2 separate regions of the Mus musculus genome follow, and region 2 is linked to region 1. The links are chromatin loops, found by intact Hi-C in ENCODE. Cell type or tissue: gastrocnemius. All regions are shown on one strand. Each heading gives the region's core, and the rest is flanking DNA. Links, peaks and the distances in the headings are about the cores only.

Region 1 (8,337 bases), core at 180-8,179:
TTGCAGAAGTAGCTGAGACTTTTACATCCTGATCTGCTGACAGCATGCAAAGACAGAGACTTGTAGGGGCAGCGCTGATGCTATAAGGTCCTGTTCTCCAGTTGGTTTTTGATCTGTCAGTAAAGAAACCATAGGCCAATTACTGAGTGGAAGGAATAGTCGGGATTTCTGGATCCCTGGAGGACAGGAGACAGATTCGAGGGAGGAGAAAGGTTCACCATGCTTTGGAGAGAGAAAAATGAAGCATCCATACGAGGTCTTGAAAGGATGGGGGCCTATGGCCACCCCTACAGGAGGGTACAGGGATGTTTAGCAGGGACTACATGTATCTTAGCAAGTAAAGTTCAGGGCAGGTGGGAGGTGTAGAGATAAGAATATTATTAAGGGCATGCTTTTCCAGGAGGGAGATAGTAGTGCCCAGCAATTGTGTCCAAAGGCAAGTTGAAAAAGAACAACCGTGTGTGTGTGTGTGTGTGTGTGTGTGTGTGTGTGTGTGTGTTTTATCCATGGATTCAAGGGAAGCTGGGTTGGGGCTGGTAGCATGGACAGTTCCCAGAGCTTAGACAGGGTAGTTAAAGACACAACAAGCCTAGTGTGGACTTTTTTTTGAAACCTTTCTTAGTGTCACACCTCCTCCAACAAGAACTTGAATTCTAATCCTTGCAAGCAGATCATCAACTGGGGACTAAGCATGCAAATATATAAGCCTACAGGAAGCATTCTCATTCAAACCACCATAAGAGGAAAGTGTTTATTTCATCATATACTTTCCTCAGTCCATTATATAGAAAGTCTGGGTAGGAACTGAAGGCAGGAACTCAACCAAAGGCCTTGGGATAATGATGCTTAATGGCTTGTTTCCCATGAATTGCTCAGCTTTCTTATAAAACTCTAGATGACCTGCCTGGGGGGTGACACCAACCTCAGTGAGTTAGTCCCACCCACATGAGTCACTGTTCAAGAAAACACCCCTCAGGCTTGCCCACAGGACAATTTGGTGGGGCATCTTCTCAACTGAGGGTTCCTCTTCCTGGATGACTAACTTCTGTCAAGTTAACAAAAACCGAAGTTTTATACTTTAAGTTAGTTGGTGTCTTGCCATGGAGATAGATAGGTAAAGTTAAGTAGAGGCTAAGGATTTATATCGCTTGTATATCTAGGCTCAGGTGTTGTAGTTGGCCTCGTCGATGTCGCTCCACTAGTGGGAACAGAAAGAACAGAGTTCTGACAACTTGAGGCCCTCTTGGACCACAGATTTCCAGACTTTCTATACAGTTAGAGGGAAAGACTATTCAGTGATTTCCAATGTACATTAGAGTTATTGAAATTCAGACTTCTCGATTTCCACCAATTAAAATATGTTGGATAAACTGAAGGCATTTGCTCCCTCAGATTCTGGGGAACGAGTAGGTTTGGGAAGCTCTGGTTCCAGTAAAATCTGAGATTGTACAGAACGCTAAATAGAGCCAATAACTGCCCCAAGCCTCATGAGTCACTGATAAATTACTCTTACCAGGCTTGGCTGCCTTCTTAGTGATTGTATGCAAATGCAGAATGGAGAGGTGAGACAAAAAGAAAATTTTTTCTTGCAATTTTTTTTAGCAAGTTCTTTTGTATAATTTTAAGATTTAATGCAATAAAATCTGTAGAATCCTTAGAACCATAACTGGACTGCAGTAAGGATAAGAAAAACACAAATACAAATGTTCATTGTCCTGTTCTAGAAGTTACTCTGCTCTGGGTTAAATCAGGTAAAATTTCATCAGTCATTAACACTTTCTGTGTAGAAAAATTATATAAAGATGGTAATATTCCTTCATGTTATGGAATCTTTGATTTACATAAATGAAGTTTTTGTATTGTTTAATATGCCAATTTGAATTTTTGATATGATTATGAGTGTACTGTACAGATTCTCACGTAGTCCAGAATGGCCTTGAACTCACTGTGTAGCCAAGGATGGCCTTGAAGTCTTGATGTTTCCAATTCCCCAGTGATGTAATTATAGGCATTCACTGCTATACCTATTTCTCATAATAGATCAAAAATAGGCCCTATTTTTGATCTATTATGAGAAATGTTAATAATATAAAATTTTGGATCTATAATTGAGTAGTATTTTGTACTTTTAGTATATAGTTAGAGTACATAAGGTATTTTACGTTATCCTTTTATCATTGTATGATTTAGAAACCAAAATCTGATTGTAATGAAATATTTCTCTTAAATGAGACAATAGATACACTTGATTCTGTTTAATTCCCTGCATAATTTTTCAATCTTTTAGTACTAAACAGGTTTTATGCTTGTTAGTTATAAATAAGATTATGCATTTTATCACTGGAAATAACTCAAATTAATGTATTAAAGTGCTCTTTGATACATTTTGACATAGTGTGAAAATGACCTTTGAACAGCATCTGTGAATATCAAAATTGAGATCCACTTTAACTTTGTTCAATTTTATATTATATTTCAGGGTTATTATCACATCTTAGCATCAGTTCCTAGTTGTTCTTGTGTGGGTATGGATATATATGTCAACAGAATACTTTCACATCTTCATGCAGAGTTCTAATTTAATTTAAATGACCCTTGTTAAAAAGAGCTATTTAATAAGCAGATTGGTTTTTCCCAGATAAGTGCAGAAATAAGGACAGAGCAGAAGAGAAAGTATTTATACAATCTGGATGGAACAATCAGTGAATTAAACCAGATCAGAGAAGCCAGAAGAACCAAATGCTGTTAGAGAGGAAGCAGCTGTTTAAGCTCAGAGTCAAGGAAGGGGGATAAGGTCACATCATAATTAATGTATTTCAGACCCTTTTCTTTTACAAAAGAAGGGAAGTCTCAAAATATCCCTAATATGTAGGCAGTTTGAGTCTTGGGAATCAAGAAAGATAATATTAATAAGTAGGACACTTGAATAAAATGTGTTGCTTTCTTCTTTGTAACATATTACATAGTTTATTGTAAGAATTCACTCAAAAATTAAGGATACAAGTTTCTGAATATAATGAAGCTAACTTATTGACCATATTCATTGTTTAGGCCTTTTTTTCTTTTTTACAGTAAGAGGCCATTTTTCAATCTGTGTTTTGGATTTCAGTTCCCCCTGCCTCTTGAGACCTCCACACATCAGTTATTTGTTCATATCTTCATGTAGACCACTAGGTACTAGAATAATATTAGAATGGCTATGGACAGTGAGATTAATACAGTATTTTAAAATTTTCTCTTAAGTAAAGCAGAAAGGAGAAAAAGTTTTGAAATTGTGCTCAATGAAGTGAGACTGCATCTGCTTGAAAGTGGCAATATAAACCTATGGCATATCTAACTTCAGCTCGTCCTGCCCACTCCAGAACTTGGAACCCAGCACACAGCAACTACCACTAGATAACACCATTTCACTTCAGACTAAAGAAACCCTTTTCCTGTAACCTATGTCCATCCTTCTTCGCCTCTTCAGTAAAGTACACCTTTCCGCAATCGAGCTATAGCTCTAGGAGCAAGAGTGTTTGGTGGCTAGGTATGAAACTCAGGGTTCTAGCCCCAGCAAAACCAGACTTGATGGTGCAAGTCTCTATTACCAGCACTTGGGAGATGGAGTTAGGTGAGTCTGAAGTTCAAGGTCACCCCCCAGTTACATGGCCAGGACAAAACCACATACACAAAGTACACTTTTATCCTGCATCTTTCCAAAAACAAAACATTGACTTCCAATTCTCTTACCCTCCAGCTGCCCAGCAAACAATTCTTATTTGGCTTATGATGCTTATATGGCTTCATCATCTGGGAATCATCTTTTGGTTGGTTACTGGCACTATTAAAAATACCTTTCTCTTTCCTCTTCTGCAATAGTTCACTGTCTACTCTATGTTTGCTATACTGCCCAACTCCCCCATTAATCGGTCCTCCATTTATAAACTGCTTAAAATTTGATGTATCCAGCCATTCTACTTCCAGAATTTAATAGACACAAAAGCCAGCCATGACTTGACTCCTGTCTCCTTCTGTAGCCTCATCTTTCTCATCAGCTCTTGTAGAACTTTTAAGACAGATAAGTGGCACTCAGCCTTCTCCATGAACCACTGATCCCTGTTCTGCGGGGACTCCCTTTATTTGGATCCACATTTACCATCGTCTTTTTGTACTGGAAAAAAGATCATACTTAAGTTTAAAACTCTAACCTATTGTTAGTAAAGTTATCAAGTCTTCCCTCCATTCATACTTCCAAACGCCAAGTACTAGGTTTCTAGACTGCAAACTTGATTGAGTGTACATTCATTCCTTTAAGTAGTCATGCCAACCAACCAAGCCGTTGGTTCTTCATTTGGGGCCAAAGGAAATGAGAATTTTAAAGTCCAGGGAAGAACGTGTGGCCGCTAACAGACACTAGGCAAACTATCTCGAACTTGTGGGCAGTTTTAAAGAAAACAACCGATTCAGTTTAACTACTAATTTAAGACATTAGTGTGTTACGGAGCCGTCGCCTTATCTCAGTGCCAAATCTAGTGTCGAAGGGTCTACTCCAAAAGGAACCCGAAGCCCATATGCTGAGGCCAGTTCTCCACTCGGTCAGCTACCGAGACCCTCCAACCAGGACAAGCGACCAATCCACCAACTCGGACTTGATCTGCGACAAACCACGTTGCAGGCTACACACTGGAAAACTCTTGCAAGAGAACCTAGCAGCCCCCAGAAGCAAGATGGCGGCCTCCCCCTCCCCTTCTTTCTCCAGGAACCCCTCCATGTCCGGGGAAGACGAAAACACCGCGACACGGGAATCCCGGCACGGCCTTGGGGGGGGGGGGCGGGCTACGCCTCGCGAACCCGGGGACTCGCCGTGGGTCCACCGGGAGGCTGTACCACTGCGCCTCCCCCGCGCCCGTAGAGCCTTTGTTCGCAGTCGCCATGGAGTACTCGGCCCCACGGCCAGGAAGTGCGGCCTGGCGCCCCGCCCCGCTGGCCCGCGCCCCGGAAGTGATCTGCGGCGGCTGCTGCAGAGCGGCCGGGAGGAGGGTGGGTCTCCCTAGAGCGGAGCGCCGGAGTCCTCCTCCTCCGCCGCCGCCCAGGCCGCCGCCGCTGCCGCCGCCCTCCGGACTCCTCTTGCCGCGCCCCGCGCGGAACTCCGAGCGCGGTCCGATCGGCGCAGCCGAGGCCCAAGAGCCCGCGGGTCGAGCGGCTCGCGGTGCAGGTGAGAGCTCGCCGGCCGGGGAGGCCGGGCCGCGGCGGGGGTGTGTCCGACGGGCCGGGCCCGCGGCCGCCGAGATTGCACGTCCCGCCTGCCGCCTGGGCTGGGACCCGACTGCGCCCCGACAGCGGGCGGCGTCTCCGGAAGGTCACCTGTATAGCGCCGGTGGCTCCCAGGGCTGTGCCCGGGCGGTGCCCGCGACCTGGGGCCGCCGCCGCCGCCGCCGCAGTCCCTGCGCCGCACTCCACCCCGACCTCCCTCGCTTTCAAGCCACTCTGCCGGTACAGAGCGGCTGCTTTTCGAGCTTCTCTGCCAGTGTTTGGAAGGAATGGCGTTTTCAGACTAAAGTCTTTAGACGCGTCCAGCTGAATGCTCGAAGGCTCTTCTAGTACAGGTTTAGCCTTTAGAAGAGGAAGGGAATGTAGGCATTGTGTGATGGGGGTATCTTCCGCGTTCGGTGCCTGAAAGATGTCAAGGAGTAGAAGATACGATTTGTGTGCTTTACTTGGGCATTCGTGTGTTGGAGTGGGCGGGCGTGGTGGCGCTGAGGTGGTTGTGTTGTCGGGAGACTTAGGAGGAATTAAAGAATTTACTGGCCTTTGCATGGAAACCAGAACGTCCAGACTTGTGAGAGCTCATCTGAGTGTCTTTGAGCTACTGTGAGAACTCTGGTGCCACGCCCTACCTGTCAAGCCAGGAAGCACACAATTTACAAACAGTTTGGGTACGTGTGCCGGGAGAACCTTTATTTCTGTAAATTCTTTTCCTGTAAATAAATTACAGCTTTAATCACGTTCCCAAAATTGACTAACAGATTTATTACTCACAGTGTAGAAGGCATTCCCTTTGGCTTATGCTTGTTAATATGTACTATTACCTATGCTGTTTGTATCTGTTGATACAATATTCTTATAAATGACTCCTGTGACCCTTAAGATGTTTCTACGGCTCAGTTGTTTTCAGAGGAGGAGCCTTTTCATCTTCTCTGTTACCACGTAAAGTGCTCAGAACTCCCCACATTTCTTCACTGAATGGATGTGAATGTGTACAGTTGATGGAAAAGTCACTTTCCAGAAGCGATTGACTGTGGCTGGTACTTGCATACCAAGCAAAAGGTACTAGATTCCATCTCTAGCAAGGCCTCCAAACAATTTTGTTAAGAGCACAGTTTTGTTACTTTGGGATTCTTGGAACATGAAAATTTTGCATTGTCTTTTTTGTTCTCCAGGAGATCAAGGAAAAATTCAGGAAGAATTTCATTTTCACTATTCTGACCTGGAAAAGGTTAAAAATATTTAGGGACTGTGATTAGACGAATACTCATTTATATTTTATTGTTTCATGTTTATTTCTAGAGTATATCCAGAGTTAGAAGGAAGAGATTTACTGGCAAAAGATTGCAAGTATATTCTTGGGGTTGTGATAACTGTACCCAGCCTTTAAAAAGAGGAAGTTAGGAGTTGATGCTGCTTAGAAATAAGGTGAAAAGCACGGTTTCTCAGAGTGGCTCATTTTTTGTCAAGGATACATGAAATCTTCTGACACCCCGACGTGACCTTGGCATCTTTGATCAGCAGCACTTTGATGTTCGGAGATCCACATGCTTCTCTCTCTGCTGGGTGTGCAAATGCACGTTTATTTTGAAGTAGTATTTCATTACAACTATTTTTCCCCAGGGCACTCCGTGTGGGGGAAACTAATCATAGGAAAGAATTATAGGAAAGAATGTTCACCAATTTTTTCCTCACCATTTTTAAGGGAATGTTTTGGCCTATAGATGGTTGCATTATTCTCAGGTTAAGCTGCACGTATCTTTGTCTTCTAGTATATGGTGGTCCTGCACTGTCTTCTAAGTAGCGTTTTAAATAAACAGAGTACAAATAAATGTACCAATATCACTTCTTGTATATGGGTCCACCAAACTAATAGGTTCTTGTATTCTTTTATAAATGAGTAAAAAGAGCAATCATTTTACAAATACTGGAAGCTGTGAGTGTTAACTAGGGAAGAGACTGATCTTGAAGAGGTAGGAGACAGTTTCCATTGTTTTATAAGATACTATAATTCTTGGATTAAGGAGAGAGAAGCCTTTGGTTTCATAACATTACTATCCAGAGGTTAGATTTCCCTTCTTTAATTCAGCACCTATCTTGGTAATAATAGTTCTTATATATTGATTGCCCATCAAGCACTTTGCTGAGGATTGTAATGATACCAATATACTTATATTATTTCTTATCTCCATCATAGCTCTTCCAGATGGATGGTCTTCCCCAACACTAAGTCAAGTTATTTCACAAGCTAGCGTGTAATAGAGCTAGGATTTAAAAGTACAGTAACAATTTCCAAGAGCACTGAAAATTGCAGCTAATCCTAAAAGTCAAGGGGAAAGTGATTCTGACTGACCCGAGCTTCCAGAAAAGATACTATGCTTCTCACTCTTAGTCCCGAAGGATGGCCTGGAGTCACCAGTGACTAGCCAAGTGGGAGCTGCAGGCATCTTTATTTCCAAGGTGCTTACGAACACAATGTAACTGTACTCCTACATACAGTCTGTTGTGTACCAAGATGACAACTGGTCAAACATTGTGCTTGTAGGTGTCCTGGTAGAGAAGGAACTCAGAACAGGATCTCTGATGGCTTTGTACTTCTGCAGCACCTGTTGGAGCCGGCCCTGTTTGTAATTATATTTGTTTCCTTCTTTCTTCCACTAATGTAGATGGGATCAATGTAGGACAGTAGGAAGAATATTTTAAAAAACAAAAAGAGTTGTAGAACTCTATTCTTATAGGTCTGGTTGCCTTTTCCCCTGCAAGTGTGGAGTTTAAGAAAGTAATGGAGGGAGGGCATGCCCATCCCTTGGTTTAAAAGATGGGAATGAGATGCTGTCATTCCAAATACCAGAGTTCCGTCTCCAGCCCCCAACAAGGAACAGGATTTCTTGTTTAGTTTTTAAAGCTGAGTACATTTTACAAGGGAATTTTCATCATTGATTTAATCATACATGTAAGTAAAGGTTTATTTCCTCAACATCATGAGAGTAGCCTATATAAGCCATTAATTTTATTTATTTATTTTGAGGGGTGGGGATTTTGAGACAGGTGTTTCTCTGTGTAACCCTGGCTGTCCCGGAACTCATTCTG
Region 2 (8,337 bases), core at 45-8,044, 140 kb after region 1:
ATTTAATTCTGGAATATATTACTACCATTTGGTTTAATAAAGTTCAGAGGCGGTAATGTATAAAACAGCTTGCATTCTTGAAAGCATGGTCTTCAAATCTGGACAGAACAAGGGATCATATTTTCTAGAAGTATATTTTGGGCCAGTTTCTGTATGTCTTACTCTTACTGGTAAACCACTGGTAATTTTTACAGGAAGATTGACATGACAATTTATATTCAGGAGGGAAAACTCATGACTGAGTGTTTTATTAACTTGAACATAGTAAACTAGGACCATCACTGGAAAACCTTAGAACATGGACATCTTACTTATAGGTGCTGCTGTATTAAATGAGACAATACTTAGCATAGAATGAGGTGAATGCTAAAAGTTCAGTAAATGCCAGTTGGATTTTGTTTATTTAAAAGTTCACTGGGCTTAAGTAGTAATTTGCTGATCTCTCTCTCTCTCTCTCTCTCCTCTCTGTGAGCAAGTGTGTGTGTGTGTGTGTGTGTGTGTGTGCGCGCGCGCGCTTGTGTGATGGGGAATAAGAAGGGCTGAGAATTTTTTTTTTTCCGAGACAGGGTTTCTCTGTATAGCCCTGGCTGTCCTAGAACTCATTTTGTAGACCAGGGTGGACTTGAACTCAGAAATCTGCCTGCCTCTGCCTCCCGAGTGCTGGGATTAAAGGCGTGTACCACCACGCCCAGCAGGGCTGAGAATTTAAAGATGTTTCAAGACTAAGGGAAGCTGTAAATCAGCCAGTTTCTCTAAAGGAGAAGCAATATTAGCAAATACTGTAAAAGTTCCTATTTACAGGATCATGGAGGGAGTATGTAGCCTACTTATGAACTGTGCACCATTTACAAGCTTAAAGGCAATGATCAAATTTTTATGTCTGTGATTTCATTGTAGCATTTGACCCAAAGTCCTTTATACTCTTAAAAATTGGTGAAAACTGCAAATAACAATTTTAAAAAAATGTCACTTACTGGTATTTTTTGCTATATTATAAACAGAATTTGAGAGAATTAAAAACAAAAAATCCAACTGGTGTTTGCCTATAATCCCAGGATTTACAAGGCAAAATTGGGAAGATTTTAAGTTTAAGGCCAGCTTGGATGTTATGTAGATAAATAAAATGAAGAAAGAAAAAGAGGATAAAAATGCATCCACTTAAAGTAATTCTTTTGTTGGGCATATACCTTTAATCCCTGTACCTGAGAGGTAGAAGCAGGTAGATCTCTGTGAGGACAGCTTGGTCTACAAGGACAGCTAAGGCTACATAGACTCAAAACAAACAAACAACAAAAAAACCCTAACTCCTATAAAGCATTTAAAGATTTGTTTTATATTCTGCAACATCTGTCCCCATCCCCTTCCCTGCGCAACCCCCCCCCCCAAGACAAGGCCTCATGTGTCTTTAATTTGGGATGTAGCCAAAGCTGACCTTGAACTTCTGATCCTCCTGTCTTTTTTTCCTAAGTGCAGGGACTAGGCTTGCAAACCTCTTCACTGCCCATTTTAATGTAATTGAAATTTGGTTTTTAAAAAATATTTCTATCTTTTACGTATGTGTTCTCAGGCCAGAAGAGCGCATTGGATTCCTTGTAAGTATAGATGGCTGTGAGCTACCATGTGGGTTCTTGGATTTGAACCCAGGTCTTCTGAAAGAAAAATAAATGCTCTAACTGTGGAATTCTATCTCCAGTGTCAAGCTGCCATCTTATGCAATGTTTTAATCTTTTGTTTGGATAAACTATGTAAATCAGATATATTACTGGAAGGTGGGTATTTTAATAGACTTTCTAGACTGTGGATAATCTTCAACTCTACACTAAAATTGTATAGTAGTTTCCTACCTACCTACCATGCAGGTCTCCACTATCATCTTCTATTTTTGTGGCTGGTGCTCAAATCCAGGACTTTTGAATACCAGGCAAGCTCTCTAACAACTGAGACCCCATCCTCCCCTTAGCCCCAAACTATAAAGAACAGCTTATGTGGTATGATAATGATCTGTCAGATAAACAAAGAAAAAATATTTTTAAAACCACAAGGTAATACAGACAAACATAATTACATGAAAAGCACACTAACAGCAAACTGAAAAAAAAAAAAACCCAAAACCCCAGTTCCAAGTGGCAATTTAAAAATCTCTTTCGATGAAGGTAGCAGATATTCTTATAGAAACATCAAATTTAAAGATAATTTCCATTACTTTGGAGTTTGAATCCTACTAAAAGCATTTCCAAGCAAGTGAGCTTGAGGAAAGATGGCAGAATCTTATTAAGATATTTTCTTAAGTTTTCTACTCGCAGCCTGGAGTAACCACTATACATTCACTATGGACCAAGTGTTTTTTGTACGGACAAGAACAGATGACATTCCTAAGTGCAGTGAGTAGCTTATGCTAGAGGAACTATTATACAAACATCTATTTGCCTCTTCTTTTCTATTCCAGCCTTATTTCTGTTTTTTTCTTGGCAAGATGGGATGGGGGAGAGGGTGTTATTATGTAGAGTTCTGATAGGCCAGAACTCACCATCGTCCTTGACCTGTTTTAACCTCCATTGTATTGGGAATAGACATATGCCATTGCATCAGGCTTTGAAAAGCAGCATAATGGGACAGGTTGATATTTTTCTGAAAAGCTCTCCTCCTTAGTACTCCGAGTTAACAATGATGTCAAGAAGAAATTTGCTTTAGGTAACATACTTCTGAAATTTCGTTTCCCAGTATCTTTGCTTTGCCCCCTTCTGTGTAGAAGGTTCCACTGGGTGTTCCACTCAGGCCTGTCTTTGTCAGAAGTAGCTATTCAAACCTATCTTCTAGCAAGTATCTTTTGTAAACTTCAAAGTCTGAGCTTCCATCAGTTTGTGAGATGATGCTGAGGTCAACTTGATTACTAAGTATTTAAGAACTAAAAGCCAGCTGATGATCTGAATAAATTTGTTAAGGGGTAATTACATGTACCCACTGAGCAATGTTTATCTTCTTTCCAGTATTAATGACCAATAAGCCTTTTAGATTTTAATCTAATTACCCCGAATACCTAGCCTCTAACTGAAGGGCAATCTTAAGGCAAGAGATGAGGGCATTATGTAGCTGACAGCTCATAGCTTTAGTTAGATATAATTACAGGTGAAAGTACAAAGAGGGCAGCTTCCACTACTACAAAATGTTTTTAAGGTTCCTGGGATTTTTAGTAGTCCTCCTTGATATTTTGACTCATCTTTCAGATTTACTTAATGCTTTTGCTTTATAAAGAGATTTACTTATTTCATGTATGTGACACATCAGAAGAGGGATCCCCATTACAGCTGGTTGTGAGCCACCATACTGTTGCTGGGAATTGAACTCAGGACCTCTGGAAGAGCAGTGAGTGTTCTTAACCTCTGAGCCACCTCTCCAGCCCTGTGTAAGGCTTTTTAAAGGTTCCGAAACGTCAGTGTCGCGGAAGCTCGAAGCTATGAACACCAAGTATATTTTTAGGTTACGATGGGTCCTTGAACTTGGGCGTACGTGAGTCTAGTCAAGCTAACGTCACATTCGCCCTCTGTGGGGAGTCTGCTCTCACAGATGTTCCGATCCCGTGGCTGGGGAAAAGGTAGTCGTCAAGGTTCTCCCGGGTCCTGCCGTGACCTTTTCACTGGAGGCGAGCAACAAGCGCCATGAGTGGCGCCGGAGGGAAGGCCTCCAGCGACAGCACAGCGCAGCCCACGCCTCCTCTCCTTTCTTTAACCCTGCTCCTCCGTCCCACCCCTGCCGGAAGTGGAGTGGCTCCTCGCGTCACTTCCGGTGACGGCCAGGGTCCCGGCGGGCGCGAGCACGCAGCACCTCCCCTCGCCCGCGCTCGCTCTCTCCATCGGCGTCCCCGAACGTGACGAGCGTGCGCGCCGCCGACCTAGCGTTGGGTTTAGGGGCAAAAGTCTTGAGGAACGCGGCGAGTGGGTGGTGCGCGGCGAGGGCTCGGCCAGCCAGTCGCGTCGCCGTCCCGCAGGGAGAACGCGGAGGGCAGGGAGGGGCGAGCGGCGCGCGCGGAGCCCGCGTGGAGGGGCGGAGGACAGCGAGCCGCGCCCCCGCTCCGGAAGCTGCGCGCAGTGCCCTCGGGGCGCCAGGCCCAGGCCCGTCCGAGCGCCGCGGGGTGTCGCCGCCGCCGCCACAGGACGACGTGGACGCGCCGCGGCCGGCCGGCGACGGAGGCGTGCTGTGGTCGCGCCCACTGCCCTCCCGCGAGCTCGCCCCCGACGTCAGGACGATGGAGTGAAGCGCGGCCCGCGGTGGCACTTCCGCGTTGCGCCGCCGGAGCCCGAGGCCGCCGCCGCCGCCGCCACCGCCGCCGCCCGGCACGGCCGGCTTTCCGCCGAGGATAGGATCCTCCCGCGCCAGGCCCTGACGCCGCTGCGCACACACCGCGACTGGAACCGGGGACGCGCGTCCCGACCCGGATTATCGTGGCGCGACTCCCGGCCGGCCCTGCTGCTCGCTACCCCTCCGCCGCGGCTGCCGTCCCCCTTCCCGGCGGGGGACATGGCCAGGGTCTGACCCCGGAGGAGGCCGCACCCGCGCCGCACTCTGCGGCGGGCTCTAGGCGATGCCGAGTAGCTCGGACACGGCGCTGGGGGGAGGCGGGGGCCTGAGCTGGGCCGAGAAGAAGTTGGAGGAGCGCCGCAAGCGGAGGCGATTCCTGTCCCCTCAGCAGCCGCCGCTGCTGTTGCCGCTCCTGCAGCCGCAGCTCCTGCAACCGCCGCCGCCCCCGCCGCCTCTGCTCTTCCTGGCTGCCCCCGGCGCGGCCGCCGCCGCAGCCGCCGCCGCCGCGGCCTCCTCCTCTTGCTTCAGCCCGGGCCCTCCTCTGGAGGTCAAGCGGCTGGCGAGAGGCAAGAGGCGCCCCGGAGGGCGGCAGAAGCGGCGCCGCGGGCCCCGCGCCGGGCAGGAGGCGGAGAAGCGCCGGGTCTTCTCGCTGCCCCAGCCGCAGCAGGACGGCGGTGGCGGTGCCAGTAGCGGCGGGGGTGTGACCCCGCTGGTGGAGTACGAGGATGTGAGCTCCCAGTCCGAGCAGGGGCTGCTGCTGGGGGGCGCCAGCGCGGCAACGGCGGCGACGGCTGCCGGGGGAACGGGGGGCAACGGCGGGAGTCCGGCCTCCTCCTCCGGCACGCAGAGGCGCGCGGAGGGGTCGGAGCGCAGGCCGCGCCGGGACCGCCGCAGCAGCAGCGGCCGCAGCAAGGAGCGCCACCGCGAGCACCGGCGGCGGGACGGGACGCGCAGCGGCAGCGAGGCCTCAAAGGCCCGCAGCCGCCACGGACACAGCGGCGAGGAGCGGGCGGAGGCCGCCAAGAGCGGCAGCAGCAGCAGCAGCGGCGGCCGCCGCAAGAGCGCGTCGGCTACGTCCAGCAGCAGTAGCAGCCGCAAGGACCGGGACCTCAAGGCCCACCGCAGCCGGACTAAGTCGTCCAAGGAACCGCCCTCGGCCTACAAGGAGCCGCCCAAGGCCTACCGGGAGGACAAGAGCGAGCCGAAGGCCTACAGGCGGCGGCAGCGGTCCCTGAGCCCGCTGGGAGGCCGGGACGAAAGCCCGGTGTCCCACAGGGCCTCGCAGAGCCTTCGGAGCCGCAAGTCCCCCAGTCCGGCGGGAGGTGGCAGCAGTCCTTATTCCCGGCGGCTGCCGCGCTCCCCGAGCCCCTATAGCCGGCGCCGCTCGCCCAGCTACAGCCGCCACAGCTCCTACGAGCGGGGCGGCGACGTATCCCCCAGCCCGTACAGCAGCAGCAGCTGGCGGCGCTCGCGCAGCCCCTACAGCCCAGTACTCAGGTGAGTCCTGTCCCCCCAACCCTAGGAGGCGGGGAAGGTGGGGCGAGGCGCCTCTGGTTTACTCGGTCCGCTTCCCAGGCCAGCGCTCCGGGTCGGAGGGTGGGTTTCTAGCGGAGAGGGGAGTGCTGAATGCACCTGTGAGGGTGGGAGGGACCAAGCGACCAGCCTAGGCAGGGATGAGTCCTAAGAGTTCAAAGTTTTTAACTTGTTGCTTTTAACTGTCAGCAGGTTAGTGCAAAATGCTCTCCTTTTCCAGCATTGCTATTTTGGCTTAATTTGTCTTAATACCTGCTTATGGAGAAAACGTCACTTTGTTGGTGCTTTACTAATATACAGGGACTTATATTAAAGAGCAATCAGATTCAGGAGGTGATGTCAGTTAGATAAGGATTGCAGATGTTTCATGTGGTTAATACGGGGATGGGAAAAGCAGCTTTTGTAAAGTTTAATACTCAAAATACATGTAAGTAGATGTTGATAAAAATAGTTTGAAGATAAATTATATATGAGAGTGATTCTTGTGTTGGGTAGGTTTTTTTTTTTAAATCTGATCTTTCAAAGTCATGGTTTTAAAAAGGAGGGGGAAATGACAGCTATGTCCAGTACCCAGTTGCCAATAATATATATAAGTGGATATAGTGGTACAGCGTAACTGCGTGAATGGCTTAGTACATTCTCAGGCCACTATAAATCTGAAACTGCTCACTGTAAAGTTAGGCCTTTTAAGTAATAACAATTCTCATGAACGTGTTCAGAAATTTTTGTAGAGATAATATAATCTGAAATTTGAATACTGCTTTTATATAGCTGTTAAGCCATTGTTATACGGTAACAGTCTGAAAATGTGTGTATATTGATACATATCTATTTTGTAGAGTGAATTAAAAGTAGCTTTTGAGTACTTTGCAGGTCTTGTAGCTTCTTATATTACTTAACATATTTGGGCCATCTAGGTTTTATGGTTTGGTAAACTAGTCCTAGGATTGACTAGGTTTTTAAAGTTTTATAACTTTATATAGTCATTTAAGTATGTAATGGCAATTTAAATAACGTGGTTAGATTTGGTAAGGTTTAGTAAGGTTGGTGGTGTGTACTACATAGTACAGTTTGTGTGATTAGGACTGCATGCTTAGCAAATATCTAAGAGCACATATTATATGTCAGTGATAGTTTTGGCAGGGCAGTGTAGCAGTGAAGAAAGACAAAGTTACTGTCCTCATAGAGCTAGCATATAGAAAGTACATTTACTAGGGAGTCTTCATGGTGTGTGTATTGACCAGCTGTATTTCCAAAGGGTTCATTTTTGGAAGAAGCTTTTCAGTAATATTGGTCAACATTTCTAACAACTGGCTATGTGGTTCACTCCTGAATACATCAGTAGGTGGGAACACATTGTTTGGGCAGTCTTTGTTGGACTTGAGTTCAGAGATGATTTTCCCAGTTTCTTTACTGCATGATTTGTTAGGCTTCTTAGCAAAACCATTGACGACTTAGTTTGCTAAACAGTAATATTTAATACTTGCCTTTTTATTTTATAAAGTATAGATTTCCCTAAAGAAATCTAAAGTGGTTGAATTGTGAATAGTTTGAATTGTTAAAAGTCTTCATATGGAAATAGAAATCTGCATCTGTGTATAATGCTTTGGAATGTACACAACAAGTTTGTGAACTAGTTCTTTAAATCTTGGAAGATAGTTGTCATGTTTCCAGGTCTTCTCTCTGGGCCAATAGCTTTGGAATTTTTTTTTTATTATTATTACAAGGTATGGACTTCAGGTTTTTTATTTTGTTTTTGTTTGTTTGGTTTGTTTGTTTGCATTGTGTTGCTTGTTAAATGCTATTCTTAAAATTTGAGGACCAGAATTGATGACTAAATAGTTACTTGAAAAACAAGATTTAGAAAAATAGCAAATGTACTTACTGCTGAGGAACATGAATTCACTTGTCCAGCTTAATGCAAAAAGTTTTATTTGTTTCTAGGTTTAGTAGTAGAGTCAGATGACTGGCTCTTTAATGAATAGACGAGATTGTAAGCTCCACAAGTGGCATCTGGCCTGTCTTCCCCATCATTGAATTCCTAGTGCTCAGCACTGTATTTGGGTGGTTATACACTCTTAATAATCGTTGAATAGGTAAGTGAAGGGATGATAGATAGAGTTGACTGAACATAGAATCTACCACTGTGACTCTCTATTACCTGCTTCATTTGAATAAATAATTAATATAGACAACGTGCTATGGTATAAGAAACTTCAATATGACATTTTCCAAGCCCACATACTGATGAATTACCCATGTAGATTTTTTTAAAGGAAGTGTATCCATACTCAATATAGTATTGAAATCATGTCCCAGAGCGTAACTGATAACTCATAGAATAAATTCTCTGTTCAAGGGACTACCATACAACATGCTCTTTGCCTGCATTTGTGTCTTCATTTCTTAGCTCCTGCATTTCATTGGATGGATCTTCTTGGCTTAATTTCTCCTCAAAAGCTGTTTACTGTATTTTTCTTTTTTGTTTTTTCCAGGTAGGTTCTTTCC

Evidence for each region. A loop is a pair of places that touch in the nucleus more often than their neighbours do. Peaks named below come from ENCODE experiments on the same cell type or tissue, not always from the same donor. Only the 100,000 strongest peaks of a DNase experiment are listed, where the experiment ranks them.
Region 2: it touches region 1 in a loop (3-fold over the local background); 6 of 42 quality-filtered maps call a loop at or near these places.

The regions. Positions count from the first base shown.
Region 1 is chr13:17,940,877-17,949,213 of GRCm38, reverse strand. Rala (v-ral simian leukemia viral oncogene A (ras related)) reads left to right here and starts at 4,997. Exons shown (of 5, transcript NM_019491.5): 1 at 4,997-5,197. In gastrocnemius, for the core only: no CTCF peak of the experiment used is centred there; a DNase peak (open chromatin) is centred at 4,969; H3K4me3 peaks cover 2,474 bases; H3K27ac peaks cover 2,097 bases.
Region 2 is chr13:17,800,894-17,809,230 of GRCm38, reverse strand. It overlaps Cdk13 (cyclin-dependent kinase 13), which reads left to right and starts at 4,134. Exons shown (of 14, transcript NM_027118.1): 1 at 4,134-5,793. The coding sequence starts at 4,580. In gastrocnemius, for the core only: a CTCF peak has its summit at 5,608; DNase peaks (open chromatin) are centred at 3,845, 4,516, 4,990 and 5,573; H3K4me3 peaks cover 5,150 bases; H3K27ac peaks cover 4,813 bases.